Linked DNA regions of Mus musculus: region 1 is linked to region 2. Evidence: chromatin loops called from intact Hi-C (ENCODE). Cell type or tissue: gastrocnemius. All regions are shown on one strand. Links, peaks and the distances in the headings refer to the core of each region. The heading gives the core; the rest is flanking DNA.

Region 1 (15,304 bases), core at 2,657-10,656, 49 kb before region 2:
AGCACTGAAGGAAAGGAATGGCGGGAGCAGAACACAGGGATTCCTGGCTGCCAACCAGTTCCAGGCTGAGAGTCCCTGTCTCGGAGAGTAAGGTAAGGGGAATGATAAAGCAGGATGCCTGGGACCTCCCTCTGGCCTCTGCACTTGCACACAAATGTGCACATATGCACACTTACCACATACACACTCCTAAGTTCCTATACACACAGAGTACAATACCGTGCCAATGCTGGGGGGGGGGGGCTGGGTGGAGTTCAAGGGCACAGCTTGTGTAAGATATAAGAAGACCTTGATGTTGTGGCACAGAGCTGGCATCCTAGCTACTGGGGAGCTGAACAACAACAAAAAAAGTTCACAAAACCTTGGGACCTGGGAGATGGCTGTGCAAGGCAGACAATTTGAACTCAGTCCCTGAACCCTATGTAGGCGCCAAACAAGGTGGCGAGCATCTGTAATGCCAGCATTCCTATGGACAACAAAATTTAAAATAAAAGATGTGTCAGGGAGGTGTGGCTCAGTGGTAGAGCCCCTGCCTAGAATCCCCCAGCCAGGGGCTAAAGGTATGGCTGACTAGCATGCAATGAGACCCTGGATTCCAGATTCAGCACTGAGAAATCTGGCACCCTGTTTTGTGCCTACCTATTATAGAATTCCCAGCCCAGCTAGGTTGAAAAGGCTGCTTGGAAAAAGAACTGGCTGAAATGGTACAGACCCCAGACATAGTGACTCATGAACTTCACCCGAGTTGCATTTCCTCACAGCTACCGGTTAGAGCTGGTCCCAGGTTTCATGGAGGAGAAGAAACAGGACTAGAGCCAGCAAGCCCCATTTGGGTAGCAAGTTACAGACATGAAATTCAGACCCACAACTGGGTTCCAGAGCCAAGGTTCTGCTCTGTACTACACATGTGATACAGGTTCTGAGCAGGGGAATAAAGCAAATATGTCCTGGAATACAAATACTGCCAAGCTCGTAAAGGCAGCTCAGCAGACAGACTGGATGAGAACAGCCAGGATGGACAATGACTTCCTTACAGGGCAGCATCCCAGACATCTCTGAGAGCTACCAGGAGACAAATCCCAGGCCTTGATCCAGGAGGTTGGCAATGCACACAGCCACACCATCACAGGAAACAATGTCTTGCCTAGCCAGTGGAATATCACAGAGCCCCCTCCCAAGATGGAAAAGCTACACAGGAGGTGTTCTAGGAAGATAACGTGAAAAAGCAAAGAACTGAGCAATAGAATGTGGTACAAGCTGTACAAACTGAGTTTCTTGGGAGGCAAGCGTACACGCTCGACCCAGAGTTGAGACGTCATCCCCAGGGAGGAAGCTAGGGGGAGGAAGCTGGAGGTGGGGGGCGCTGGGAGGAGGCTGGACAGCAGGAGAACAACCGTAACTTTCTGTTTCAGGTTTTTGTTTTGTTGTTGTTGTTGTTTTTTTAATCTGTCCTTTAGGTATTGGTCACTTCAGAAAATGAAACTAGCCAAGTGTGGAGGATGTGTACACCCTTCATCCAGGTACTCCAGAGGCAGAGGCAGGTGGATCTCTGTGAGTTCGAGGCCAGCCTGGTCTACAAAGCAAGTCCAAGAGAGCCAGGATTTGTTACACACAGAAACCCTGCCTTGATAACAACAAAAAAATCTGGTGTGACAGAATCTCAGCAATTGGAGATAGTATATAAATAAATAAAAGCAAAAACAAAACCAAAACAAATAAAACATCAGAATCAGGGAGGAAAGAGCAAAACAGCTCAAACTTCCTCCTTAAGAGTCTCTCAGGCCACCAGACAGAATTAATCAAGCCCTGCTGCAGGGAGCAATTCTCCTGCTGACCTGGCTTCCAGCAAACGCACTGATCCCAGGGCTGATCCATCAACAGTCCCACACACACACACACACCCCAACTCCCCAGCAAGTTTAGCTGGAAACAATTGAAGAAACAAAGGCACTCTCCCTCCCCAGCCACCACCTGAATACATATAACTCATACACAAAATTCATTGTTCCCAAACTAAAATGCCTTTGGAAAGCTCCTCAGGCCCTCTCACGGGGGACCGTGTCTGTCCTGGAGACACAAAGGCTTCAGTCAATTGGGAACAGTTAAACAGGGGCTGCTACAGGCACAGAAGGAATTGGGGGGTGGGAGTCCTTAGGGACCACTCAATTCAGCACTTCCCAACCTTGCTTGAGGCTATGGTGGGGCTGTATCTTTCATAGCTGGGGACAAAAAAAAAAAAAAAAAAAATGGCGAGCAGAGGGTAAGGGGGGTGTATGACCCTGCTGGGGAGAGGAAGCCAGGTGCAAGGCTCCTCCTGGCTGCATTCAAGAATCAGGGGAAGAGACCAGGATGAGATGACCTGGGCCTCCCACCCCAGCTCCTGACCGGCTGGATGGTGAGGGGGACTGGAGGGCAGGCCTGGCTCCTTGAAGCCCAAGCTCCTTGAAAGAATGCCACGCTTTTCTGTTTCCAATTAACATCCCCCCCAACCCCCCAGACACCCTCTGCATTCTTGAGACTAGGAGTCAAGGAAGTCTCAGGAATGGGGAATGAAGAGCGGGAGCTGCCCTTGGGGCTAGGAAACCCCCGCATATGCCCGAGAACCTCCTTCCCCCCATCCTTCCTGTGACCCCAAGGTTTGATGCTGAGCTGATTCCTGGCCCTTCCAGAGGCTAAGGGAACCCCTACCCCAATATCCCAGGAAAAGTTAGCAAAGGTGGCAGAGGCTTCTGGGAAGGAAAGCAAGCAAACAAGTACACAGTAGGCAAGACACAGGACTGTCCCTCTTTAGATCTAATTTAAGTTTCTCCCATCTTCCCCAAATGGGCACTTCCTCTCAGGCATACTGAATCTCTAAAGTCAGTGTTCCCAATAGCCCCTCTCCTCCTGGTGTGCCCAGCCCTTACTTAAGTTATGTTATCCTTATGAAAGGAAGAGATCAGTGGGGGAGCAACAACCCTAGACTCAGACCCTCGTCTATGCCTCACGACAAACTTGCAACTTGGCCAGCACAACTTAGCCAAGGAGCCTCAGTTTACTTTCCTGTAAAAAGGACACCACCCATATCACCTCCCTTACTGGGGACAGTAAACTTCCCTCTAGTGAGCACACCCCAGCCACTGATTACTGTATTCTCTGTCTGCTCAACTTCGCACGGCCCACCCCTCCACCACACAGGTCGTCCTTACCCCAAACATCTAAGACTTAGATGGCTACTTCTTTCCCTACCTCCGAGTCAAGTCAAAGAACTTCCAGTATGTGGTGAGGAGGTGACAGAGCCAAGCAGGTTACAGACCTGCCTAAGTAAGGTTAGGCCTGGTGTGAGATCCAAGTTCTTTGACAGTTGTATCAAGACACCATGTGGGTCCCAGGCCAGAGGAGCAGAAACCACTACAACAGCCTCAGTCAGACAATCAGGTCAGCTTCCCTCCTTACAGTCCAACAACAGCAATCAAGCTAAGTCAGATGAAGTGGCATTGGATCCCAAGCGATGCCAAGCCTTCATCCAGCTAGCCCTGGGTTAGCCCTATCCTGACACACACCAGACACAGATGAAAACGACTGAGCCCTCATCCTCTTCTGCCAAACCAACTCTTCAGGGAAAACATCTGGCAGATTTCTCCCAAACCCAAGTCCACTTAAGTCAAAGGGACAAAGTAACACAAAGTGAGGACCAACTGGTTTTGAGCTAGGCTGTATAAACTCTAGGATGTTGTGAATTGGGGCTCAAGTGACCCCAACTGTGTGACCTTAAACTAGCCCTTTAACTACTCTAGGCCTCAGTGAGCCTGCCTGGAAAACGGGAACACTCACTGTGCTCACTCCTCAGACTGTAGCCAGGATGGAAGGCATTTAGCAGTAACCAATCCAGGGTAGAGTGGTTATTTCCGGCTTCTGGGGGGTGGGGGAGTTACAGAGGAAGGCACGGTACTGAGGTAAACAACTGATAAGTCCCGTGGGGCCGCCTAGGAAAGGGGTGGTCTCTAAGCGTGGCTTCCCCTGTTTCCTCATCTTGGGGGTTGGGTCAGAGTGGACTTAGAGTGCAGGTGTGGGGAGGGGCTGTGTGCCAAAGATCTCTTGACTTTCAGCCCAGAGTCTTGGATGTTCACACATCTCCATATTTTTCTGACACTACGTTGGGGGTAGCGACAAAAGGGGCTAGAGGTTTAAGACTTGGGGGTGGGGTACCAAATGCAAGTGTAGAGGCTGGGGACCTCGAGGGCCCTGTCATCAAGACTTCCCCAGGAGAGCTGACCCGGCAGCCTCTGACCCCACCTCCAGGGACGTTCAGCTGCTCAGAACCACAAAGCAAAAACAAAGGGGCGCGGAGAGGAAGGAGCCACTATGCCTTCCAATCACCGCGGTCGCCCGAGCCCGCGCCCTCCCGCGGCTCGTCGCCCGGTCCTCCGGCTGGCGGAGGCCCAAGGCCTGGCTGGGTAGCTCCCTGGTCCCTTGTCTCCCCGCGGCTGCCGGTGACAGGAGCCGAGGAAGCAGTGTGGGGCAGCCAAGGCGATGGGAAAACCAGATGGTCCTAAACCTCCTCCTCCCTCCTCCTCCACCTACCCACCCAACCATCCATCCATCCATCCATCCATCCTATTCCATCCCTCTCCCTCCAAGCCCGCGGCCTGGCCGCCTTCCGCAGGGACCTGGCCGGGATCACTCCGGGGAAAGGACTGCCTTTGTCTAAAGGTCACCACCCGGAGCGCGGTGCCCGGGCTGGGCCTGGTGCCTCCCATTCCTAGGCCCACGGAGTTGGAGTTCAGGGGCCGCCCCAAATCCCAGAAGGTGACAGGCGTGAAGGCTCCCTTTTTTCCCTCCCTTTGATCCCTAGGAACAGGCCTCCTGCAGGACTAGCCAGCTGAAGGGGCGGGGGTCCCCTACGCTCTCTGCCGGGGATAGGAGAATCAAGTCAACTCCTCTCATTGTTTAGGGACGATGGAGAGGGGAGACCCAGTGGCCTGCATCCCAGTTCATCTCTTCCTACAAGCCTGCAGAGGACCCCCGATTCTCCCTGGCACCCCCCAAGAGGAACTTGGGGAGGGGGCGCACGGGACGCGCGACAGGAGGGGAGATGGATCGAGCTGCCTTTCTGTGGCCCTTGGCTCTCCCCAGAAAAGGCGGGGAGCACGAGGAAGGGAGGGGGGTCCCCAAGGCGGGCGGGGGGTCCCCGCCCCTCCCCCCCGTGGGACGTTCACGCTCGCCCCTCTCCTCCGTTGCATTGTATCCCGGGAAGGACCAGGGAGGGAACCGGGGCGCAAGGTTTGAGATCGGGGAGCAATGAAGGGGGAGCTCTCTGCAAGATCGGGGTGGCGGCGGTGGCGCGAGAGACCTGGGATGGGGGTGTGCGGATAGTGGTGGGCGCTGATCACAAAAAAAAAAAAAAAAAAAAAAAATCCAGCCTGAGCAGCGGCAGCAGGCGCTGCGCCCCGGTTGGGGGGCTGAGTGTGGAGTGTCGGGGGGGAGTGGGTTCGGCCCCAGCTCTGGCTCTCCCCCCCCAACACACACACCCTCGCCGCCGAGCCCCACTCCCCCCCTCGCTTTTGCGCCCTGTCACAGCCCCGACTCGCAGGTAGAGAGAGTTAAGAGATTTAAAGAGAAATTGCTACATTGTGAGAAACTCACCCTGATGTTTGAGCAGCCGTCGGCGCGGGGTCTCCGGGACGGCCCCGCACGGGCTGCACAGGGAGGACCCAGAAGGGGCCGGCCGGCCGGGCCGGTCAGCGCACTGCCTGATCGCATGGCGGGCCCCGGCTCCGCTGCGCCCGGGCCCGCCGCCGCCCTTGCAACGAAGCGGCCCCGCGCGGCCCGGCCCCGCGCCCCGCTCCGGGGAGCGCCCCTCGGGTATGCAAAAAAAAAAAAAAAAAAAAAAAAAATTTTTTTTAATTAAATGCAAAAAAAAAAAAAAAAAAAAAACCTTGCTGGTTTTGTGTCCCGCCCCCTCCTCTTCCTCCTCCTCTTCCTCCCCTCCGCCCAGCTACGAGGAGGAGCCACAGAAGGCTCCGCCTGTAGTGTGGCAGCTAATCAATCGTAGCAAAGAGCGCTAGAGCGGCAGATCTGATAGCCAATAAAAAGATGCACACTCTGTGGGCGGGAGCACGGAATGTCGGCACCGCCCCCTGCTCCTGGCACGGCCGGGCTGCTTGGGTGTCTGCTGGGCTGTGGTCGGCAACCTGGAGCTGGTGTTCGAGTTGGTGGTGGTGGAAGAGGAGCCAGAGGGTTGATACGTGTCCGTATCCCTGCGCCAGGCCCGCCTAGGAATGGGCCGTTGTGCTCCCTGGTCCAGGATGGTGGCTTCTGAGGGAGGATGCTCCACAAGGCACTTCAGAAGACTTGCAAAGATAGTGTGGTCGAGGCTTCTTGAGGAGGTGGGACAGTGTTTCCCCGCGTTGGACCCAGAGGGTGCCAGGCGATGGGGAGATTGGGGGTGACCTGGACTCCAGACGTGGCGTATAAAGTCTCTCCGAGCCTGGGGATTTTGAGCCGCTGTAGCGCAAGGACTATGGTTAGCCCTGCTAGATAGCCTGCTTCTTCACGCCTGGCCGGCAGCGCAGATCCGAAGCTCAAAAATCCTTTGAGCGACGCTTGGATTCACAGGTCTATTCCCAGAGCACTTGGTGAGCGGGCATTTTTAGCCCTGCTCAGCACGTCCCAGACCGCACCGGCCTGCCCTTCTGCACAGAACTGGTCTGATTTCTTAACGTTCCGGTCTCACATGCCCTTGTTTCTCCCGAGCTATAGAAAACCTGGTGCACAACAGTAGGTATCGAATAAATGCGTCGTATAAACGACTGGCTGATCTGTTTTGTAAGTCTTATCGTTGATTCCATGGCGGCACTAGGGTTTGGCGGGGAACTAGGTCTTGCTATGAAGCACAGGCTGGCCTGGAACTCGCGCTCTACCTGCCTTCACCTCCCAGGCGTTAGGATTATACTTGTGTGTCACTATGACGAGCTTAATTTCTTTTTATTGCTATCGTGAGGTCTAAGGATATATATAGTTAAGTAATGAGGGTGTTTTTGTAGTATGTGGAGGTCCGGGTGCAACAATGAAAAATTGTAAGAGGCTGGAGGCTATGGGCCATGAACAAACGAGCAGGATCCTGCTAAACATCAGCCTTTGCTACTTACTTGCTGTGTGAGGTGATGTAAATTATTTCATCTGTCTGTGCCTCTATTTCCTGTTTTCTAAAACGCTGACTGCAAGTTTGTTGCTCAGTGGATAAGGGCGCTTGCCACCAGTCCTGGCAATGAGTTCAAACCCCAGGAGCCACATTGGTAGAAAGAGAGATCTAACGGCAACCAACAAGTTGTCCTCTGAGCGCTATGCTTATAATGAATGTTTTTGGTGTCTTTTTAAAATGTGATGGGCCGGTTTTATAGAGCGACCATAAAGAAAAGAAAGTGCCTGCTGCTCCCTTTATATGGTGACGTGGTAGACTCCATTGCAGAAGTGAAGCCTTGAGTGTTCAACTTTCACGCTTGGGAAACCAGCACTGTGCACACTGCTTTTATTTTTGTGTAGTTGGCCCAATGAGTTGACCTGAGGATGTTTCCGATCAGAACTGCCCCAAGGGGGCTGGACGTGCAGAATCACTACATTTGGGAGATGTGGGCTGGACAATCAATAGTTCAAGGTCATCCTCGACTACCTGAGGACTACAGGAGAGTTTGTCTCAAAAAGTCTCAGGACTTGCCCAAAGGAGAAAGGGTTAGCCTCCATTTTCACCAAAAGGGAAGTGTTTTGTCCAAGATCATCCAGGAAGTGGGACCCAACCCTCTGCTGAAAATGTCCTCTGTGCAAAATGACCTGACCTGGGTGGCATTTGGTTGTCTGTACCAGAGCTACCAGCACTGGAAAACTCAGAACTTAAAGCAGGACAAAGAGCTAGATGACTTGAGGTCAAGGGGTTGACTTTACATGAGCTTATACATTCACATGGGAAACGTGTTCTAACTAGCTGCATCAGGAATTCAGTGAGAGGCATGCATTCCCTTGTTCTTCCTGCCTCGCATCCACCTTAGTTTATTAGGTGAGGCAAGGAGCAAGCAAGTTACAGCCTCAGTTTCTCTACATGTAGATCATGCTCTACAAGCACCAGATTTCATTTAATTTAGTGTTTGGAGAAAGAGGTCTTGCTACATAGCCCAGGCTGACTTTGAGCTGGCTATTTCCTTGCCCCAGCTCCTCCAAGTGCTGTGCTACCATGTCTGTCTAGGTTCTGGGTCTTTCTGCACTGTGGTATATCTTCTACCCCTATGATGGTACTCAGCACTTAGTATACAAGAAAGGTTAGCTGAGGGTTCAAAGTCATCTTCTGATGTCCAGCAAGTTCAAAGCCTGGGCTACACAAGACCTTGCCTCAAAAACAAAGGTTTGCTGGAAAGATACTATCTATGACGAATACCCCAGACCTCTTAGCTTAGGCGAGGGCTGTAAACACACGCTACTTGGAAGTCCTTGGCTGGGTGTGGAGGAGCCAAGACAAGCCAGCCCCCAAGCTGAGCAAGAGCTGGCACAGACCTGGGAGATCAAATGGCTATTTTCCCTGAGCATCCCTGAAAGCCCATCCAGGCTTCCAAGCTAGTGACAAGAGCCCAAGGTATTCAAAAAGCACTGTGGGGCTGGTGACACAGTTCAGTTGCTAGAGTTTATCCTAGGTCCACATACACTAGGCATAGTGGGCTGCACACCTATACCCCAACACTCTGAATGTATTCAGGAGCATCAAAAGTTTAGGATCAGCGCTTGGAGACATAGCTCTGCGGTTAAGACTTTGAATTACTCTTACAAGAAGACCCAGGGACTGTTCCCGGCATCCATGTCAGCTTACAACAGCCTTTAATTCCAATCCCAGAAGAGTGCATGGATACCCTCTTTTAGCCTCCTTAGGCACTGGAATTCAACGTGTATATATTCAAACAAGAATACCATAGTTCGAAATAAAAATCAATTTCCAAAAACAACAATAGTCAATCACATATCAAATCTAAGGCTCACTTGGGCTACACATGACCCAGCACATCTTTAGTTCTAGCACTTGGGAGGCAGATGAAGGTGGGTCTTTTTGAGTTCAAGGCCTGCCTGCATAATGAGACCCTTACTTGATGAAGAAATAATATTTTTTAAAGAGCTCAGATGGTGCCGGGCAGTGGTGGCGCACGCCTTTAATCCCAGCACTCGGTAGGCAGAGGCAGGCGGATTTGTGAGTTTGAGGCCAGCCTGGTCTACAAAGTGAGTTCCAGGACAGCCAGGGCCACACAGAGAAACCCTGTCTCGAAAAACCAAAAAATAAAAAATAAAAAAAGAGCTCAGATGGCTGCTGCTTCTTTCTTTCTTTCTTTCTTTCTTTCTTTCTTTCTTTCTTTCAAACCTCTTTTGCAGGTTAAACCCAGGGTCTCACACAGCAAGTCACCATCCCTAGCCTTCTTTTTCACTTCTTATATTGACAGGGTCTAAGTTGCTAAAGTTCAGGGCTTGAACTTGCTATCCTCCTGCCTCAGCTTCCTTAGCTGCAGTGATGACAGACCTGCACCACCAGGCTAGGCTGACAGTTTTAATTATGATAGTATAGTGGAAAAGAAAAGGTAGAAGCCCCGTGTTCTTGCTGTGGACAAGGCCAGATATTGGAGAACTGCCTTGCCCGAAGGGCCTGACATCATCTTGTCCTCTGAACCCTCCTCCAGCCTTTTTCCGCACATTTCTGCATATGCCTTAGCTCTTATCAGAGCCCTGAGCCTTTCAGAAACTCAGCTCACTACAGCCCAGCTCCTACCCTGGAGAACCTCGTCAGCGCCATCTGTCTACAGACGGTGTCAATAGCATCCGCTTAATAGCCTAGGTGGGCTTCAGTCTTGCTCTGTAGCCTAGGGCGGACCTGGAACTCTCCTGACCCCCCAGCCTCCACCTTCCGGGATTACAGCTTTAACCACCACGCCTGGATGGTGCTGTGAAAACCAGGGCTTCTTAGATAGTAGATTAAGTACCAACTGCACCACATCTCCAGTTCTATTTTTCAGTGTGTGTATGTTTCTCTCCTTCCAACACGTGGTTTCTGGAGATAAATTTCAGATCAAGTTTTGGTGGCAAGCGCCATTATTCACTGAGCCACCTCGTCAGCCCCTCTTCCACCTCCCCACCTCCGGATTTTAAATAAATGGCTTCCTCCACTGAAAGTAGAAACACTTCCCCGCGGCTCCTGTCAGGCAATGGAAGCTTCAAACTTTGCGCCCCAATTGTTTCATTATCCGAGAAACTGATGGCACACGATTGGTGCATTTTTTCTTTTGCATATAACACTTCAACAACCAAAGCCTGACTCCCGTCCTGAAACACTCCTGCCTTTCCAGGTTGCTTTAAATAAGGGTGAGAAGAGAAAGTTTTTACGAGACTTCCAAGGGCCCGGGTCTTGGTGGCCAGGAGGAGGAAGAGAAGGGGATTCCTTCGTAGTCTCTGTCCTCTAGCTATACCCTTCCACTGTGGCCATAAGGTACCCCTTCTGAGGACAGCCAAGACCGGAGCGCTGTAATCCGGCAGCAAAATCAGGCAGCGATTAGCCCAGCCCGGCCTGGGGTCCTCAGCACCGCAAGTGCGAGGGGCGGAGTCTGGCCTTTGATTGGCCGCATGTGGGGGCGTGGCCACAGCTCCGCCCCACCTCTACCCCCCACACACAAGATAAAATAGGCTTCGCGCCCTGGTGCTCGAAATTATTCGTGTAGTGGGTGTGGCTTATGTTTGTTTACACGCTTCTATTGGCTGCATTTGAATCGGCCCGAGCGGGTGGGCTTCGGAGGCGTGGCCTCGGAGGGCGGGGCCGGCGGCTGACAGCTCTTAGAGTACCGAAACGCTAATGAGGGGATTTTGGATCTGAAGAATCCTTTTGGGGTTTCTGTCAGCTTCCTTAATAAAGGCCAGTCAAGAAACTGAGGCGCACGTTTTTGTAAACATTCCTAAAACAAAATAAAACAAAAACCATGACTATGTTTTAAAAAGCAGATGCAACCTAGCTGGCCAACAATGAAAAACTCTGAAATCAGCTATGATCCTGGCCCACAGTGGGACAGGAAGTCACTGCAATAAACAAGGAAACCGCAAAGTGACACAACAGCTTTTGCAACCACTCAGGGAGAAGGGGAGTTCTGTAAATGCCAAAAGTATGGATGAAAATGGACACGAATCATTTGCTGATGAATTGCACAGAATAACTTACAAAATGGAAATGAATGGACAGGAGTTGGGTGGATCCTAGCTCATTTTGTAACTGTTTTTGTTTGTTTTAGCTTGGTTTGGTTTTTAGAGGCAGGGTTTCTCTGTGTGGCCTTGGCTATCCTGGAACTTATTCTGTAGTCTTCCCCAGTGCTGGAATCAAAAGTCTGGGTCGCCACTGCCCACTTCGTTCTGTAACTTTGTAAAGTTAGAAATTTGTAGCATCTACTCAAATAAATATGCTGTAAATTAAAATAAACAAAATACAAATTTAAGCCACACCTTACATATAAAGGTAGCACACACCTCTAATCCCAACAATCTGGAAGCAGAGGCAAGTAGATTTCTGTGAGTTCAAGGCTAGCCTGGTCTACCTAATGAGTTCCAAGACACTAAGGACTAAGTAGAGAAAGCCTGTCTTAAGAACATAAAAATTATTGTTACTTTTATTATAAATTAACTTCTGAAGACCAGGTCTTAGTTCCTGAGTGAGAAAACTACACAGGGGATGTATTTATTCATCATGGGCCATCACAGCTGGGGCAGAAGAGAGTGGCTTTATAATAACAGGAGGAGTCAGACCCTTCATCTTCAAAGGACACGTTCCAAGCCTCCCGTGGATGCCTGAAAACAGATAATACTAAACATTGAATACTACTTTTTTTCAATTCTTTTGAGATAGGGTCAAGGTTGGCCTTGACCTCCTGATTCTCCTGCCTCCACCTCCCGAGCACTAAAACCTTAGGTATGCACCAGATTGAACCCAGGATTTTGTGTCTTCTAATCAAGAGCTCTACCACAGGTTCTTTTTCTGTAGCCCATGCTAGGCTTCAATCAACACGCCTTTAATCCCAGAACCTGAGAAATAGAGGCAGGTGGGTTTCTGTGAGTTGGAGGACAAGCTGGTCTAGATGGTGACTTCCAGGACAGCCAGGGCTACACAGAGAAACCCTGTCTCCAAAAACATAAATAAATAAATATATACGTATATAAACATAATAGCAAAATAGACCCATTATAACAATATACTTAATAAAAGCTACTTAGAACTTAACCAATGTGTGTGTGTGTGTGTGTGTGTGTGCTTTTGAGACATTTTCTCACTATGTCACTTGGCTTGAACCTCACCATGTAGACCAGGCTGGCCTCAAATTTACCAAGATCCGCCTCCATCTGCCTCCCAACTGCATGCACAACCACATCCAGCTTCACTAATTTTTATACTTTATTTTCATTTTTAAATGACATTGTGTGTGTGTGTGTGTGTGTGTGTGTGTGTGTGTGTGTCTGTGTCTGTGTCTGTGTGTGTGTCTGTGTGTGTGGTGGGCATGCCTCTTTCCTTTATGTTGGTGTGCAGATTGAACTCCAGTCGTCAACCCTGGTAGCAGAAGCCTTGTACCTGATGAGCCATCTTGCCAGCCTTGGGATTTTATTTTTGATTTTTAAGATTTTTTTATTGTTATTTATGTGTATGTCCTATGTCTGTGCAAATAAATGCTTGAAGAGTGCAGACGCCCTTGGAGACCAGAAGAGGTCACTGGATCTCTTGGAGCTGGAGTTACAGACAGTTGTGAGTTGCTGGAAGCCAAAGTCTAAGTCCTCTAGAAGGCTTAGTCACCAAGCCACTCTTCTAGTTTTCTCCCCAAGTTCCCCTCCCCCACCAGTCCCCAAGACAGGGTTTCTCCACGTAGCCCTGGATGTCCTGGAACTCACTCGGTAGACCAGACTGGCTTCAGACTCAGAGTTCTGCCTGCCTCTGCCTCACAAGTGGTATGGTTAAAGGCGTGGGCCACCACCACCCAGCTCCAGGTTTGGCTTTTTGAGACAAGATTTTGGGCTAAATCTCACCATGGGGCTGGAGAGATGAGTCAGCTGTTAAGAACACTGGCTGAAATTCCAGACAACCCAGGTTCAGTTCCCAGTGGGTCACAAGTATCTCATGGTGATCCACCTGCATCTACCTCTCCGGTGACGGGATTATAGGAGTGTGACATTATATCCAGCCTAAAATAAATCTTTCAGAACACCCCCCCCCCCAAAGAGACCAAAACCAACCCAAAACAAAATAACAAAAAGAATAGTTGTGCTAGGAGTAAGGTTGTTGAGAGGAAAAAGAATGAAAATTAAGCCCCCAGATTGTTAAATATGGATATGAGGTTTCTGGAGGTGGTGAGGCTGAGGCCAGCGTGCAAATGGTGGTTAGCACAGCACCGAAGAGTACGTGAAAAATGTTCAGCATCGTTAGTCATTAGGGAAGTAAAACCACACTGTGAGAGCAATATACACAGGGTGATCATAGTCAGATGGTGTGATGCCACATCTGTTACCCTACTATGGGGGAGGGAGCAGAGACAGGTGGATCTCAGGGGATTGCTGGGTAGACTACTGAGCAAGTTTCAGATTTAGTTAGAGTCCCTGTCTCAAAAAAAAAAAAAAAAAAGACAGAGAGCAATAGTGGAAGACACCAGATGTCAATCTGTTTTCCGTACATACATGTCCTAGCACCTGCATGCACACATGAGCATGGGTTGCACATGCACACACACGTACGTACAAACACACACATGCATACCACACACATACACACACACACACACACACACACAAACACACAACTACAAACCACACACATACCACACCACACATTCACATACATACACCCCCCCACTCCCACACACACACACACACGAGTGCGCACATACACACACTGATGTTAATTGTCAACTTGACAGTATCCAGGATCACCTAGAAGAGAAGACAAACCTCTGGGCATAGTCTGTGACCAGACTTTTGTTTTAACCTTTTGTTCTTAAATTCCATTTACAAATTAAGACAAAGTGTTTCAGATCAATGCTTTTTAAAATATTTTATTTTTTATATGCATTCATGTCTGTACACCACATGAGTACAGTGTCTTTGGAGGCCAAAAAACGGGTATTAGATAACCCAGAGCTGGAATTACAAGCAGATGTGAGTTGCCCAGATGCTGGGGACCAAACTCTAATCTTCTGGAACAGCAGTATGTGCTCTTAACAACTGATGTAATTTTTCCAGCCCAAATGATTCTTGTCTTAAGGGTCTGTTTGTCTTTATTTTATGTGCACAGGTGTTTTGCCTGTATTTATTATTGAGCTTCCCATCATCTACCTCCATGAAGTGCCCATGGTCGTCTGAAGAGGGCGCTGGATCCCTTAGAATTGGAGTTATAAATGGCTGGGCATCACCATATGACTGCTGAAATCGAAAATCAGAGTCTTCTAGAAGATCAGCCAGTGCTCTTAACAGCTGAGCCATCTACACAGCACAAATTATTATTTTAAAACTATTTCCCACACACACACACACACCTCGTGTGTGTGTGTATTTTGGTGTATCTCAAGCTGCTCTCAAGCCCGGTATGAACCAAGGAGGTCCTTGAACTCTTGGTGTTTCTGCTTCCACTTCCTGTGTGCCAAGATTACAAGTGTGCATCCCCACACATGGCTTGACCTCTGTTTTTGAAAGTAGATAGACCCTAGAACTTGGGTCCTAAAAGAGCTTCCCCTGGGAGGTTGCTGGGGAGGAGGAGATGGGTTTTGCTCTGTGCTCTGCAGATGGGTATCAAGGATTTCCAAATGATGACTTCCTCCTGCTTGGGAAGAGGAGGCTGGGTCAGTGGAGGAGGGCAGATCAGGCAACATCAGCTCAGTTCTTTCCAGTTTACTGGGAGAGACTGTCCTGTGCTCACCAAAGGTCTGAGGTTTCAAATTCAAGCAAAACCCGTCAGGCTGGCTGAGTGGTTTCCTCCTGCAGGTTCTGCCAGCCTGGAGAATACAGGAAGCTGAAGTTTGGTCAGGTGAGTACCTGGGAGGACCAGAGTGGTGAGGAGGCTAAGGGTGCCTGCAGGAAGTGATTCAAATGATGAGTCACCAAAGGAGGGGCTGAGCAATGCCGAAGAAAAGATGGCTGAGAAGAGCAGGAGGCCTGTGCTGCTGGAGTTGGTCTTTAACTTGTGCATTGCTGGGGCAATCTCTGATTTTTTTTTTTTCTATTTCCTTGGTCCTTCCTTGTCAGTGATCACACTGGTAGGCTTCTCCAAGGCCTGACCTTCTCAGAATGC
Region 2 (15,304 bases), core at 3,248-11,247:
AGGGCTTCTATGGTTCCTCTTTGTTCCCCTTATTCAGACTGCCTCCACCTTGGGAATGTAAGGGAAAGGGAATTGACCAGAAGCCCCTGTGCTATGGGGAAGGCTAACTGTCTCATGTGCCTGACTTCATTTCTTCTTCCTAATGTTCTTCGGCTTTGCTGGGACCACAGTGATGGAGCTCTGCAATGTAGCATGCTCCAGTGTGATGCCAGGAGGGGGCACCAACCTGGAGCTTGCCCTGCACTGCCTGCATGATGCCCAGGGCAGTGTTCAGGTGAGACCCTAGGCACCCTGTACACCTGAGGCTGGGCTTTCTGGGACTTGGATGGCCCAGCTGAGGGAAGGTGAAGATCTAAGTCTGCAGAGTACGGGAGTAAAGGCTGGTCAGTTACAGGATTTGTCTGTCAATTATAGATCCTCTAGGACTGCAGTTCTCAACCTGTGGGCCATGACCATTTTGGAGTTACCCAAAGACCAATTAAAAACAAAGATATTTATATTATGATTCATAACAACAGCAAAACTACAGTTACAAAATAACACTGAAAATAGTTTTATGGTTGGAGGTCACCACAACATAAGGAACTGTATTAAAAGATCACAGCATTCAGAAGGTTGAGAACCACTACTCCGGGAGAAAGGGTTCTGGGACAGTGTAGGAGGAGCAGTGTTTAAGACCTGAGACTTAGTCCTGGACCATGCTTTCTGCCAAGCTGAGGGGCAGTGTCTGACGTGTGTATACTGAGTACCACTGGAACAGTGTCTGACATGTGTATACTGAGTACCACTGGGACTCAACCATGCAGGGCTCTGCTCTTGCTATTAATACTCCATTGTCTTATCTACGGAGTCTTTAGACGTTCTGAATGGAAATCTTTGGGAGGTTTGGTTTTGTTTTTGTTTTCAGAGTGTCCCTGCCTGTCCTGGAAATTACTCTGTATCCCAGTTTGGCTTTGAACTAAGAGATCCACCTGCCTCTATCTCCCAAGTGCTGGGATTAAAGGTGTGACCACCACTAGGTGGAAATCCTCATTTTTGTTTTATATCAGATCCTAAAAAAGGTCTAGTCCTCACTGGGATTAGAGTAGCCCATACCTCACAGGGCTTGTAATTCGAGAGTCAAAAGCTTTAAAAGTATATTGCTGAGGGATGTGGTTGCTCACACCTGTGCTTCCAGCACTTGGAATAAGTTTAAGACCAGCCTGGGTTACAGTATGAAGTTCTGTCTCAAAAGTCAAAGGCCAGTGGCATAGCTCATATGTAAGGTCCAGGCTCCATCCCCGGCTGAGCTGAAAGGAAAAGGCAGCCCAGGATGAAGTGCAGAAGAGGGAATAAAACGGAGTGCCCACTGAGATGGCACTCTTCTAGGCAGCAGCCTCTGGTGGGTAGGAGAATGTGCCTCCCAAACCCACACACAGTATTCTTCATGAAAATGTCATATTGTGAAGGCAAATATGATATTCAAAGGGGTGCTTAGTGAAGTCATCATGGGCCAACAAATTTTCCACCAGCATAAGGACCAAACACCTGTAGGTCACCTTGAACAAGTTGACTATAGAGACATTTGTTTTTCAATGAAAGAAAGAAGAATGGAGACAGTCCCTGATTCCCATGCCTTGTGACTGGCCCACATCTCCTGTCCTTCCAGGTTGCCCTGGAGACTCTGTTACTCAGAGGACCCCAGAAGCCCCGGACTCACCCACTGGCTGACTATCGATACACAGGTGACAAGAGAAAGGGCTGCATGATAGCGGGGACCTGGCTGATTCCTGCCAGGGCTGATAGCAAACTTCACTTCTGCCTCTTCCCCTTGGCCTTCTTTCCAGAGCCTTTGTTTGTCTTTCTGAAGGGGTCTGTTCTTTCCAGGGGGGATTCAGCAGGCACTGCCTTGAGTTCACTAAACCCACCAGCCCTGTTCCATCATTCACTCAGAATTCTTCCAGCAAGATCAGTGTTCCTGACTAGAGCAGGGGATATGAACTTAAGCTGAGCACATCAAAGTCAGGCAGCTTGAGCCCACCTGCTTTTGTTAGGCCACTAAGGCCCCAGCCAGTTGCTCACATCTATAGCATGAGGATAGTGAGTCCCCAGCTTTGTAACACCAGGGAAGACTGAAATTAGTACATCATCAATGTTCATAATGTCAGTCAGGCTGTGGTCCCTTGAGAAAAACCTACCTTGCCCTGGCTGCTCCCCGGCAGGTTCAGACATCTGGACCCCCATGGAGAAGAGGCTCTTCAAGAAGGCATTCTGTGCCCACAAGAAGGACTTTTACCTGATACACAAGATGGTAAGATGACAGAGGGCTGGGGCAGCAAGCCCTGCCTCGAGGGCACAACTGTCCCTACCTGCCTGCAGCACATTCAGTACCTTGTAAGCGGCTTGTTACGCTTCAGTACCTTAGAAGGCTACCCTGCTGCTGCACTGCTTCTCATCAGTAAGTGCTGCTCACTCCAGCTCAGCACTTGCTGCCTTTCTCTGTCCTGATTTACTCCTGTGCATGTGCTGAAAAATACATGAACATAAAACCTAATTCTCTCTTCTGTTTTTGTTGTTGGTGTTTGTTTTTTGGTGTTGTTTGTTTGTTTGTTTGTTTGTTTGAGACAGTCTCTCTATGTAGTTCTGACTGTCCCACTATGTAGACCACGTTGGCTTCAAACTCACAAAGATCCACCTGCCTTTGCTGGAATTAAAGGGATGTGCCACTACCACCCAACTCTTTTCTGTTTTGTTTTGTTTTTTAAGACATAAAACTACACATAATCAAGGTACTGGGACAAATATTTTACATATGTATGAATCCATAGGATTGTCACCACAGGCAAGATAGCCACGTCTCTGTGATGCCCCAGTACTTCTTCCTTCCCTGACAGCCTATCGCACATGCCACTGTGCCTAACCCTCCATGTCCCTGGTCAGCCCTGGTCTGTAAGAAAGCTGTACTTTCTGGACTTTTGTATCACTAGGGCAGCCAAACAGCATTTGTTTCACACTTTATCTAGCTGCTTATACTCAGTATACTTACTTTGAGGTTCATTTGTGTTGCATTTATTAATAGTTCACCCTTTCTGCTGCTAAATAATACTGTGCTGCATGGATGTACTACAGTTGTATTTAATCACTTGTAGTTGATGGGCATTTGAGGGGGTTCCAGGCTGGGCAATTATAAAATAAAGTGGTTATGAGCATCATGTACAGAGTCTGCTCTCAGAGCTCACTACCCTTCCCAGCACTGTTTCTTTGGTCGTTTTTGGCTAGAAGGTGAATTCGTTCCTGTTGTTCTTTCTATCTTTCTCAGAAGCAGAAACCAGCTTCCATTTCCTTTTAACTTGGTGCTGTTTCCTAAGCAGAGGATGTGCTTGTTGACTTCTAGTTTGTGACAGCACATAAGCAGTTTCAGATCCATGTGGAGAAAGTGTACTCTGGAGTGAGGTGCTCACTTGGCCAATTAATTTCCTGGGAAAGTTTCCTGGGCAGCCAAAGTTTCCTCCCATCCTACCTCCCTTCTGCTGCCTCCTCTGCTTGGTGCTGGGAATGGAACCCACGTCCTCTTTCATAGTAAGCAATCTCTCTACCACTAGGTCCCACCTCCAGCTCTCCATTTCTGTTCCCTCCACCACCATCCAGAGGCTCTTTCTTTCTTGATATAAGGCATCAGTGTGTAGCCCAGGCTGGCCTCAGGCTCTCAGTCCTCCTGCCTCAACCTCCTGAGATCTAGGATTATGGCCCCATGTCACTCACTACACTGGGATCTAGAAGTCATTGGTTTGTTGTTTATTTAATTGATTGGTGCTTTGTTTTGTTTTTCAAGACAGGGTTTCTCTGTGCAGCCTTAGCTGTCCTGGAACTTTTTTTATATACCAGACAGGCCTTGAACTCATATAGATTCACTGCCCTTTGCCTCCTAAAGTGTTGGGATTAAAGACATCCACCAAAAATCATGTTTGTTGAGAAATAGTTGCTCTATATCCCTGACTGGCCTGGAACTCACTATGTACCCAGCCTGTCCTGGAACTCTCAGAAATCATGCTGCCTTTGCCTTGCCTCCAGAGACATGCGGTATGACATTCAGCCCAGGAGTCGTATTTTTGCAAGAATAAGTGACAGGGCTTGAGTGCTGTGTACACTCATAACTGTCCTTCTCATGGGGCTACTTTCCCTAGAGGGCTTCCTCAGCTATGTTTAGTTGTGGTGGCTGGAAGCTCACCAGAGAGGAAAGGCATTCTGTGTTAATCTCACCGAGTTTGGCTGTTGCCTGCTGTAATGTCCCAGTGAGCCTCCTTACCTGTGGGTCTTTATGTGTCTTCCTACAGGGAAGAAGCATGCTGGACTTAGTGCTGATGGCTACTGTGTGGCTTCACTTTGGACCCTTCACCACCCAGAAGGACCAAGATCCCTGCCTTTGCCCAGCCATGGGCAGAGACGTTGGGGAAGGGATTTCCAGGGTGGAGTTCACATGTGAGGTACTGCCCACAACCTGCTTCTGTATCTTCCTTCCCACTAGATCCAGACTAAAAGTGTAGCACAGTGTGTCGAGTACTACTACATCTGGAAAAAGATGGTTAAGTTTGATTGTGGCCGAGCTCCTGGGCTGGAGAAGAGGGGCAGAAGAGAGCTGGATGAAGTAGAAAGGACTGAAGACAAGGTAGAAGATGCATGATGAAGTGGTCTGGGTACTTCTGTGGTCCAGTCAGAGGGTGGTGGAGGCTCTCAAGGGAAGGTTTCCCTGAAGAAGACATGGTCCCACACCAGTGTCTTAGGTCATCTTTACCCTCTCTGTAGGTGACTTGCAGCCCTCGAGAGAGACCTACCCACCGTCCAACTCCTGAGTTAAAGATAAAGACCAAGAGTTACAGGAGAGAGTCTATCCTTCACTCCAGCCCAAGTGCAGCCCCCAAGCGCACTCCTGAGCCTCCAGGGAGTGTGGAGAGCCAGGGCGTGTTCCCTTGCAGAGAGTGTGAGAGGTACCAGCCTTCCCTCTGGACCTTCACCCTCTGGCCTGACTTGCTTCCCAAGCTCCTCTGGCTCTGACCCACATCCTTTGACTCCTCAGGGTGTTCGACAAGATCAAGAGTCGGAATGCCCACATGAAGCGCCACCGCCTCCAGGAGCATGTGGAACCCGTTAGGGTGAAGTGGCCTGTGAAGCCCTACCCACTGAAGGAGGAAGAGGAGGAGGAAGAAGAGGAGCTGGGGGCCGACATGGGCCCCTTGCAGTGGTGACTTCTTGCTAGAATTTGGTCTGCAAGGAGAGGGGAATTCAGCTCTGAACCAGTGCCCTGGGCCTCTCAGAAGTGTTTGGGGCCCTCTTATCCTCTCTGTCCTCTCACTTCCAGCCTTGCTAGCATTTGGACATGAACAGGCAGAAGCCCTCCAGGTAGCTCTGCAGTCATGTGGGTCATCAGAAGCTCCATTATCTCCTGGTTAATAGTTGCTTACTTGCCGTCCCAGTCACTTGGAGGGGACCCTGGGAGGCAGAAGGTTTGGTCTAAGTGGCATTTAGATCTGAGCTGGCATGGGACTGACATTGGTTAGAAAGAATCAGTAAGGACACCTGAGACACAGTGAGCTGGGCCCTCCTTGGGCAGGGCCTCTCTGCATTCCCACCATCCCTAGTCTTGCAAAGACTGTATATTGTTAGGTGTATTTTTTACGTGTCTGCTTATATCTTATTAAATTGGGTTCTTAAAGAGCTGTCCTCCAACTTCCAAGCCTGTGTGCTCTGCAGAAGCTTCAGGGCCATAGTTGGGACCAGGAGGTGAGCAGAGAGAGGGGAGAAGGTGGGCACACAGTCATCTGTGCTCTCTTTAGCACCACACACCAGCTCTTCTCTTGTAGATGGGCATATACACACACAGCAATGAAAGCCCCTTCATCAAAGAGCTTCATTTTAGGAGGGGTCTTCTAGCAGCTGTGAATGAGTGCACTCGTGAGAAAGTAATGACAGTAGGCATGATTTGGCCATGAAAATGGGAAGGGTTGGGTTGGTTAGACTAAAGCCAGAAATGCATGTGTGGATGTAGCTGCTCAACCTGAAATGAAGGAGGAAGACCGTAACAGCAGGCAGAATGGTGCCTTTGCTGCAGCCTATGTAAGGTCAGGGACATCTATACCAACCCCAGCCTGCAAGAGCCATGCCTCAACTCCTGTACCCAGGGCCCGATCCCAGCACTACACAGAAGGTCTCAACATCTCAGCTAAAGCTTAAAGGCAGGGAGGAAATTGATTTTGGAGCTGTTGAGACATCCTGTTTGAGGGAAATGAGGGGTACAAGGCAGCCCCAGAACCAGAATGGCTGTCTTCCTTCCTACTTGAACATTTTTTCCCAATGTGTGTAGCTGGTAAATTAGGAAATGCACTTTGCTTGGTGGGTGTTCCCAGTGACCTGAGCATTGCTATGCAGTGAGCATTCATTCCACTGCTCTACCCTGAGTGACCCAACTCCATGAGTGGAAATGCAGTTCTGGCCTTATGGGTTGAGGGCATATAGTCATCCATTGCTGCATAGCTCATTGCTCCAAAAGGATGACACGTTGCAGCAAATGGAAGTGGAACCATATCTGCTTGTGGCCATCCAGACTCACCAGCTCTGAGGTCAGTGTACAGTCATGATGAGCACAGGTACATTTGGGGAAGTGTTCAATGGGAAAGGGTCAGAGGAAGATGTCTTTTGCCTTTTCCTGTCCCCAACACCCAACTCACATAACACTTTCCTCAAATGTTCCCTGCTAATCAGCGAAGTTCAGTAAAGAAGAGATACAGATTCCTGCACCACAGCACACTATAGGGATTGGAATCACTGTGGGCAGGGCCCTGGGGACTGACCTTTAGAATAACTGTAGATTTACAGAAAACTAGCCTATGCTAGTTCCCACATAGCAGTTTCTGTCCTATAGTAAGATGTTGCTCTTACTATAGCATAGTGTATTTAGTACAGATACTGAACCACTGTCAATAACTGACTGTCCATGCTTTATTTAGACTTTTCCACTAATTTTTAACTGTGTGTGTGTGTGTGTGTGTGTGTGTGTGTGTGTGTGTAGGCCAGAGGTTGATGTCAGGAGTCTTCTTCAGTTGTTCTGCACCTTAGTTTTCGAAACCAGGTCTCTCTCTGGCCCTGGAACTCATTGATTCTGCCAGACTGGCTGGCCAGCAAGCTCCAGGCATATGCCTGTCTCCCACCCACCCATTCCTGTTACAGGTGCCCGCTGACACACCCAGCTTTTTACATGGGACTGAGTATCTAGTGACATTCTGTGTGTGGCACTGCAAGATACTCCCTAAAGGCATTGTGTGTGTAGGTTAGAGAACAATTTGGAGGAGCTAGTTCTCACCTTCTACTATGTGGGTCCCAGGAATAGGAATATGGTTGTTAAACTTGGTAGCAAATGCCTTTAGCAGCTGAGCCATCCAGCTAGAAATGGAGACCTTCTGGATTCCCCAAGCCAATTCTAGAGACGATCGCCAGAGGGAGTAAGAAGGTTCGTTTTCACTGCACAGTTTTTTCCCAAGTGACTATGACGTAAAGCGAAACAGGAGGCGGAGCTAAACTGCTGGGTCAGTCAAACCTGGAGCATGAACCTAGAGGCGTCACATGAGCGCCGCGACACTGGTCAGGTGATTAGTGTGACCCAGTTCCGCCGAGGCGTGGCAGAACAAGTCTATAGAGCCTGCTGATTGGTTGGAGGGAGTCAAAGGTCGCGCTTTGGGGGCGGTGGGCTCTTGGCGGTTCGGGCTTATGATTGGCTTATTTGGTGTCACGTGGCAATGCGCTTGTGGGGGTTCCAGGAGGCTAGCGGCGTGTGCTCACGTGTTGGGGGGGGGGGGGTCAAGGTGCTGAGTGCGGTAGCCGGAGGGGGCGTGCCGGGAGGAGAGTGCCTCGCAGCTTGAGCCCACTGGTTGGTTCGCAGGGTTCACGTGGGGTGGCAGGCCTGGGTGACGTCAACGCAGCGGGCGGAGCTCCGCTGAGTGCGCGGTGTCCGGGGCCTGTGAGTCGTCGCCAGGCTGTGTCGGGCCTGAGCCGAGCAGCTGCGCGACGTCATGGACAACTCCGGGAAGCAGGCTGAGGCTATGGCGCTGCTGGCTGAAGCGGAGCGCAAGGTGAAGAACTCGCAGTCCTTCTTCTCCGGCCTCTTTGGGTGAGCAATGGGCGAGGCTGGGCCCAAGGCGGGGAAGAGCGGGCTCTTCTGCTCTGCACTTTGGGAGCCCCTCAGCGGCCTTGCAGGCCCTGGCCGTGGCCCTATGGCTGACGACACCCGCTGACTGGTGGCCGCGCCTTTCCCAGGCCGGTGCCCGTGGATCTGTGCGGCCCAGGCTGCCGGGGTGAGGACACCAGACCGAGGGGACCCGGGCTGGGGCGTCCTTGGGCATGATGAGCCGGAGTACGAGGTGTGAGGGTGAGTGGGGCCCTGCTAAGAGTGACTGATGGCGAGGCCTGGACTGAGAGGTGGAGACTTGTGCTTGGGGAACAAGCATGAATGGACAGTGACACTGGTTTTAGCCAAGACAATGGTGATGGGAGGATGAGGCACACAAGAGAATCATTAGGGTGGTAGGACCACCGCCTACTAGGTGGTCCTCAAGTCTGGAGTCTGAACACACCCAGGAGGTGGCAAATACCTCACACAAAGTTTATGCAAGTTTGCCATCTTCAGCCATATTAACTTAGGAGCAGCAGAACCCATGCTTGGGATGCGATTCCGAGGTTTCTTTATCTTAAGGGAGTAGGTCTCTCTGAAAGGGCTTGTTGGTAAAAACTAACTGCAGAAGTTTGTTATGAGTATAAACTATGTGTACTGTGCTCAGAATTGAGTCTGGCCCTCTGAAAGGCTCATCAGGCAGGAAGAAGCAGACTCAGAGAGTGTAAGATGCTGATGGGGAAACCAAGATGGTAGGAATTGGAGTGCTTGAGGGGTCTGGGGAGAGGGCCAGAGCCTTGGGATATAGGAGGGGGTAGGGGGAGACGACACTACATGGCAGCAGGCAAAGCTCTTGAAGGAACAGGCAGAGAGGAACACTGGGGAAAGGTCCAGGCAGGTGTTGAGGAAGAGCTGTGCAGGGGTAGGACACAAAATCAGAAGCCTCCAAAGCAAGGATGGAAGGATACAGAAGACAACCAGGAAGTTGGGGAAAGCTCTGGGAGAGACTGTTATAAGCTGGGTGAGGACAGAAAGACATGAAGGGGAGGGAGAGGATGAAGCCATCCCTTGTTGTTTGCCATCAGATAATGTTTAGCAAAGGAACTTGAAAAATGTTTATACCTGCTGCACAGACATCTGGTTAATGACAGGCTATGTCAGTTAGATGAGAATGTTTCATTAGAGAGAGTGTGAGTGTGTGTGTGTGTGTGTGTGTGTGTGTGTGTGTTTCTTCAGTCTTCACAAGGGAAGAAGTTCAGGTTAGGCGTGGTGTTGGGGCGGTGCCTCCCGCTCAGTTTTCAGCAGTAGTTTTCCTGATGGCTCAGTGTCTGATCTCTTTGGCCCAGAGAGATAAGTGTAGAGTTGGGCTGCTCCCAGGGGAGCAGCTGTGTGTCCACCTGTTTACCACTTCCCAGCCACTGGTAGAGCAGAGCTTTCTGGTATAAGGTATACGTTTGTATCATGCACTTAAAGTTCTTGAGCTGAAAAGAAACTTTGAGAACTTGAGGGAGGCTTTTGGTGAGGAGTGAAGCTGGGAACAGTGGCCTGGGAGGGCAGTCTAGGCATCAGGGATGGTGGGACAGGGACAGAGATGGCTTCTTAGAGGGTGGGCTTTCATCCAGGGCTGAGCAGGAGATCTAGGGGACTCTCAGTTGGAGAGCAGCAGAAGGGAGAAGCTTGAGAAAAGGCCCAGAAGCCTGCCTGCTGAAGGAAGAGTTAGTACAGGCAGAGTTCCAAGGCAGACCATGACTTTGGGGGGTGGGGGCTGGACATAGATGAAGCCTGTGAGCATGGGCTTGGATTTGAGGTACTGGGGAGCCTGCGGGATTTTAGTGAGGGCCTGTTGCAGTGGGTTCCTCTTTTACCCTTTAGAAAAAAAACACACACACATATAACAGCTGGTTATGGGACAGTGATGTGGAAGGAACCCTGTTACAGCAATAGTGGATCATGCCTGCCAGTTGCTCACTCTGCTGCCCAGCCCTGCCTGGGCCAGGTAGTCAACTTTATGTAGTATGCACACTGTGGAGGTGGGTAAAGGATAAAGTGGGCAGCCTAGACTTGATTTATTTGTCTAGCAGCACAAGAAGCAGAGGGGACACCAGGTGGTCAGACCTGGCCCCTGGGGTTCCATAGCCCCCTCCATTAGCCTAGTGCTTCTGAAGCCCAGAGACTCCAGGACACTCATGCCTGCTGTGGACACTGTGTGTAGGGAGGGTGTTGGCAGACTAGTTTGAGGTGCTGCCTCCCTTAGACTGCTGCCTGCCCCCACAGTAGTTTTCTACAAACATTTGAAAGAGCAAGTGGGTTTCTTCTGGTCCTTCCAGGAAGACTAGAGGATGTACTATAGGGAAGTGAGCAGGGCCCACTGGAACTCAGGGGCCTTGGAAGTACCCCAAGATCACCTGGAGAGAAACCACCACCAGACGGGCCCACCTCTTGGAACTGGGGCTGCCTGGTAAGCATTTGACAAGCAGCCCTCGCTCAGCTGCTCTCTGAGGCATCTTCTGCTCTTGGGAATGCCCGTGACGACAGCTTCCCCGGCCTCTGCTCAGGTTACATGGGGCAAGTAGGCTACTCTCACCCATCTTCACCCGTCTAGATTTCTGGGCTGGTAGACACTAGGGGGCTTTAAAACACCATTTAGTTCAAGGACAAAGCCGGTTAGCACCTTCCCTTGGTGATGGGCATGCCTGCCTGAGAGTCTGATACCCTTCCCCTCCTTTTGCCCCTCTGCTGTGACCCATAGGGACTGAATTGGTCCTGAAGGACAGTTCTGTTCTGTAGGGCTCTTCCTGATCCCTAACTTCGCCCTATAACCTTCTCTTCAAAAACAAAAAGACTAGCACTCGGGAACCAGAGGCTGGCACATCTCTGTAAATTTGATGTCAGCTTGGTATACATAGGGAGTTCCAGGACAAACCATTTCCTGTGGGATGCCAGTGTGGCTGGGGAGTTTCTTCCTTGACGAGACAAGCTCAGAGTGAGCCCTGTTCCCCGGATGTTTCTGTAGAGTAAGCAGGCTGGCCGGGAGCACAGGGATTACTGGGTGTGAGTATGAGATGTCCACTGGTGTCATCGCTGCAAGTTGAGCTGGAGGCTCGGGGAAACTGGAGGAGGTGGCAGAGTGTTCTGTATACAAACAGCCAGATGACATGTTGACAAGCTGGTTCCGTTTGAGCTGCCTGAAGACAGGCACCTGCAAGGCCAGCTCTGGAAGGGAGTCGGACTCCTGCTTGGGAAGGGAGGGTTCCTCCAGCTGGGCCCACAGGCGTTCTGCAGAGCCTGGGGCGATTCTGCTTTGTGTCGGCGCCCCTGCCATCTGGAAGAAGTTCACTGTCCTTCCCGGTAGGAGCCACAGTGCTCAACAGCTGCAAGGACACACAGCTGAAGTACACAGCAGGATGGCTCCTGGCCAGTCTGCAGGGCAGGTTTGTCGGGGAATCCTAGGGCTCCTGGCTTAGTCACACAGAGGTTCCCTGGCACCTCCTGTGTGGAAGAAGTTGCTGAGAGGCCGGGGCAACCCCAGCACTTTTTTTTGAGGAAAGCAAATGTCAGCATTCTGGGCCATAAGGAGGGAGATCCTGTCGGGGCACACAGAGGAGGCCTTCCAGGCTGTATGAGCAACACCTGTGACCCTTCCTTGAGCTGGCAGTGTGATGGGACAGTAGACTCACTATTAACTACAGTGTTGTCCCAGTGTGTCCTCCCCTAACCACCCTCCACCCCCACCCCCCACCCCACAGACATCAGCATCTGCTCAGATCTCTTCCATGAGAGGGGGTAGCGTTTATATAAACAAATGGTACCCTTTGAGTCACAGGTTACTTCCTTATGCAATGTCAGCGTGGAAGGATTGCCTGCCCCCCTGTGACAAGGGGGAAGCTAGGACATACTGAAGACAGCTATAGGTTTTTAGAACATTCGTGATCCTGATGGGTCCCCACCATGGGTGCAGACCCAGAGACATAGGCCACTGTCCTGTCTACAGTGGCAGATTGGTGCAGGAAGGGGAGACCCGGGACTCTAGAAACAAAGGAGGTGTGCACAGCTCACAAGTGAGGAGGCCTCAGAACCCACGCTGAGCTGCTGAAGTGGGGAAACATTCCTTAGTCTGCCTCTGTGTGGTCTGATGACAGTGACACACCCGCAAGGTGCAGAGCCCTGTCCCTGTGACAGGAAAGGCAAGGATGCATCACAACTACTCTGAAAGCGCTCACTGTGGAGGGGATTGTTTCCTCTGCTCTGCAGCCTCCTGAGCACCTCCCAGGCACTGTGCCTAGGCCAGGTACCAAGTGTGTGCTGTCTCTCAGATTTCTCCCAGGTCAGGTTCAGTCTATTGTGCAGCTGAGGAGAGGCAGGCTCTGGGGTACTAGCCCAAGGTCACAGACACAGACAAGTGCCTGAACAGTTCCTGCTAGTCACTGTCTTACAGACACATGTGAGAGGGTTCCAAGAAGATTTGAGGGCATGGTGGCGAGCTGGTGATCCTTTCTCTCTGGGTCCTCCTGCCTGTGCTGACCTGTGAGGGCTGGCTATATAATGTGTCCGTTACCTAGAGGATGCTTGGCAACTCCAGCAAGAGCAGAGTTGTTCTGTCAGCAGCCCAGCAGTGCGTGCTGTTCTCTGTGTACTCAAGACCGGCATGCACCTGGCCACCCTCATTTTCAAGAGGACACTGGGGTACTCAACAAGGGACAGGCAGTGTCAGCTTGCACATGCTCCCACAGGTCCCCCAGCAACAGCACCAGTGGAGAACCCTGCTGGGAGCCAGGAGTGATTGTGGCAGGCCATGGGTTCATTGTATTAGTGGAAACTAAGTACCCTGGGTGGATAATCTGGCCAGTGAGCCTTAAGTCCTAGGAGAGAACAGGGAACCAGTGGCTGTGGCTGCCAGAAGGACAGAAGGGACAGTCTCAGACTCGAGACTCAAACTGGGGGCTGCAAAGGGAATGAAATGGCATGGTTCTGGAGCAAGAAAGTGTTCAGGGAATGGAGGCAGGAGTCAGGCCGGCCAAGCCTGTCCTGCAGAAGCCCCTGGCCACTGCCAAAAGCGCCTGCACTTCCCTGGCAGCATTCAGCACTCCATATGGCAGCTGTGCCTGGGAGGCCTGAGGCTGCTTCCTCCGCCTCTTGGGGGAGCAGAGCTGAGCGGTAATTATAGACAGCCTGCACCAGGCCAGCCCCAACCAGTTCCCTCTATTCCCAGTGAGGCATGGAGCTGTGGGCTGAAGAGTGCAACCGAGGCAGCTTGGAGGAGGTCAGTGGGGGAGGCTGTCAGCTGTCACATGCAGCTCTACCCAAAGCCTTCAGGGCGCAGCCAGTGAGCCTGTGGTGCCTCATGCAGGAGGCATCCTTTCAGTGGTCAGCAGTTCTAGTCAGGCCACACAGTAAAGAGGTGACTGAAACAGCTTCCCCAAGCTGGTGTGGGAAGCCTTGGTGAGCCAGCAGAGGAGCAGCATAGCACAGTGGATCTGAGGGCATCTTCTTTCCCGCCACTCTCACTCAGCCAGACAGAGCAAGCCCTCTACTCTTTCTTGTCCTGCCTGCTCCAACCTAGTTGTGCTATGCCCTGCCCTATCCACCCTGCTGACTTCCCTTCCTTGGTTCCTCAACCATGTTTGCTGACTCAGCCTCTGCACACGCTGTGCATCTCACCTCCAGTGCCACTGAGGACCGAGCCCTGGCCTCACACCCTCAGGTACAGCCCTCATGCTAAGCAGCTGTGAGCACGCATATTGATACTGTGGACAGCAGGCTTCCTTCTCGGTGAACAGCCATCATCAAACCTTCAGATACTTGTTTTCACAGCTAAGGAATTGTGCATACGGCTTTCTTCAGGATTTACTGGGTAACCTACACAAGTGGATTTGCCCCTTGTGACTTTCCTCACATCAGCAAAAGGAATTGGGACTCTGGAGATCTTCTGTTGCCATCTCACAGAGGCAGGGCAAGGACCAGGGTATGATAGGGCAGGAGGCAGCCTGGGGCCAAAGCAGGCAGTAATCCCTCTGGCTTCCCCTGCTGTAGACAGGTCAGCCCAGCTTAGCGTGGGATCAGAGAGCTTCAGGCAGCGGCTTGGTAGACTTAGTGCTGAGTCTGCCTGTTGTGCTGAGCTAAAGCCAACCTAGCCAGCAGTGACTGTTCATCACCACTCTGCCTCAGGCTTCTTGGTGACACTGGACACATCTGCTCTGCCAGGAGCATTTGGGGCCTCAGAGGACTTAGTTCTACCCACCAAGTACTGATTAGCTGGGGATCACTGGAATGTGATGTGTGGCTGATGTCTGTGAGCAGGGACTATTCAGACAATATTCCAAAGGGTGGAGAGATGCACTTAAGAGCACATGTTGTTCTTGCCAGAGGACCCAGATTCAAGTCATAGAATCCACATGGTGACTCACGACTGTCTGTGACTACACTTTCAGTATACCGGATGGCCTCAGCTGACTTTCTCGGCACCCAGATGGCATGCATGCATGTATGCATACATACATACATGCAGGCAAAACACTCATTCATAAAATACATATAAAAAAAGAATTTCAGGGATATAGCTTAGTTGATAGTAAGTTTGGCTGGCATGCACAAGGTCCCACGTTCCGAGTACCACATAAAATCAAGCATAAAGGCTAACCTCAGTACATAACAAAATTGAGGCTAGTCTGGGTGTTGAGATACATGAGACTCTGTCAGAGACAGAGAATATGAATATTCCTGGGGCTCCAGGTATCAATGGCAGAGCAGTTGAGCATGTGCCAGGCTCTGATTGTATTTCTAGTACATCCCGAGAAACATGTACATCTAGTACATTCCAAAGGTCCTTGTGGGTGTTTTACATCCAGGTTCAAGGGGCCTTCCTGATTTATCCTGTGCTGACAGCAACATGAACATTTCTGACCTCACCATGGCTGGGAGTGGCTCAAGAGAAGACAGGGTCCCAGTAATGTGGGGGAGAGGGACATGGAGTCAGAGGAGAGGGTGGACTCTGAGGAAACACTTTACCTGGTGCTGTTTGGACTCAGGAGATCTCCAGGCCCACCCACCTATTGAGCACATGCGCAGGCATGTTCAGGGCTGTGGGTGCTGCCCCACACTGATCAGGGCTATGTTCTGTCTTAGATCACACATGAACACAGTAGCCCCCACAGCTGTGTGATAGAGCCA

What was found. Peaks named below come from ENCODE experiments on the same cell type or tissue, not always from the same donor. Only the 100,000 strongest peaks of a DNase experiment are listed, where the experiment ranks them.
Region 1: a loop joins it to region 2, with 5 times the contacts of the local background. A loop is called at or near these places in 7 of 42 quality-filtered maps.

Annotation. Positions count from the first base shown.
Region 1 is chr7:16,042,271-16,057,574 of GRCm38, forward strand. Gm32059 (a long non-coding RNA gene) reads left to right here and starts at 3,927. Exons shown (of 2, transcript XR_391166.4): 1 at 3,927-4,788; 2 at 4,934-5,396. It also overlaps a transcript of Bicra not described here. In gastrocnemius, for the core only: a CTCF peak has its summit at 9,803; DNase peaks (open chromatin) are centred at 4,076, 4,465, 4,645, 5,689 and 3 more places; H3K4me3 peaks cover 6,832 bases; H3K27ac peaks cover 7,342 bases.
Region 2 is chr7:16,090,638-16,105,941 of GRCm38, forward strand. It overlaps Zfp541 (zinc finger protein 541), which reads left to right. Exons shown (of 16, transcript NM_001099277.2): 11 at 171-274; 12 at 1,649-1,724; 13 at 2,202-2,290; 14 at 4,505-4,645; 15 at 4,783-4,964; 16 at 5,054-5,697. The coding sequence ends at 5,222. It overlaps Napa (N-ethylmaleimide sensitive fusion protein attachment protein alpha), which reads left to right and starts at 7,943. Exons shown (of 11, transcript NM_025898.4): 1 at 7,943-8,137. The coding sequence starts at 8,040. In gastrocnemius, for the core only: a CTCF peak has its summit at 7,458; DNase peaks (open chromatin) are centred at 7,181, 7,662 and 7,873; H3K4me3 peaks cover 3,803 bases; H3K27ac peaks cover 4,199 bases.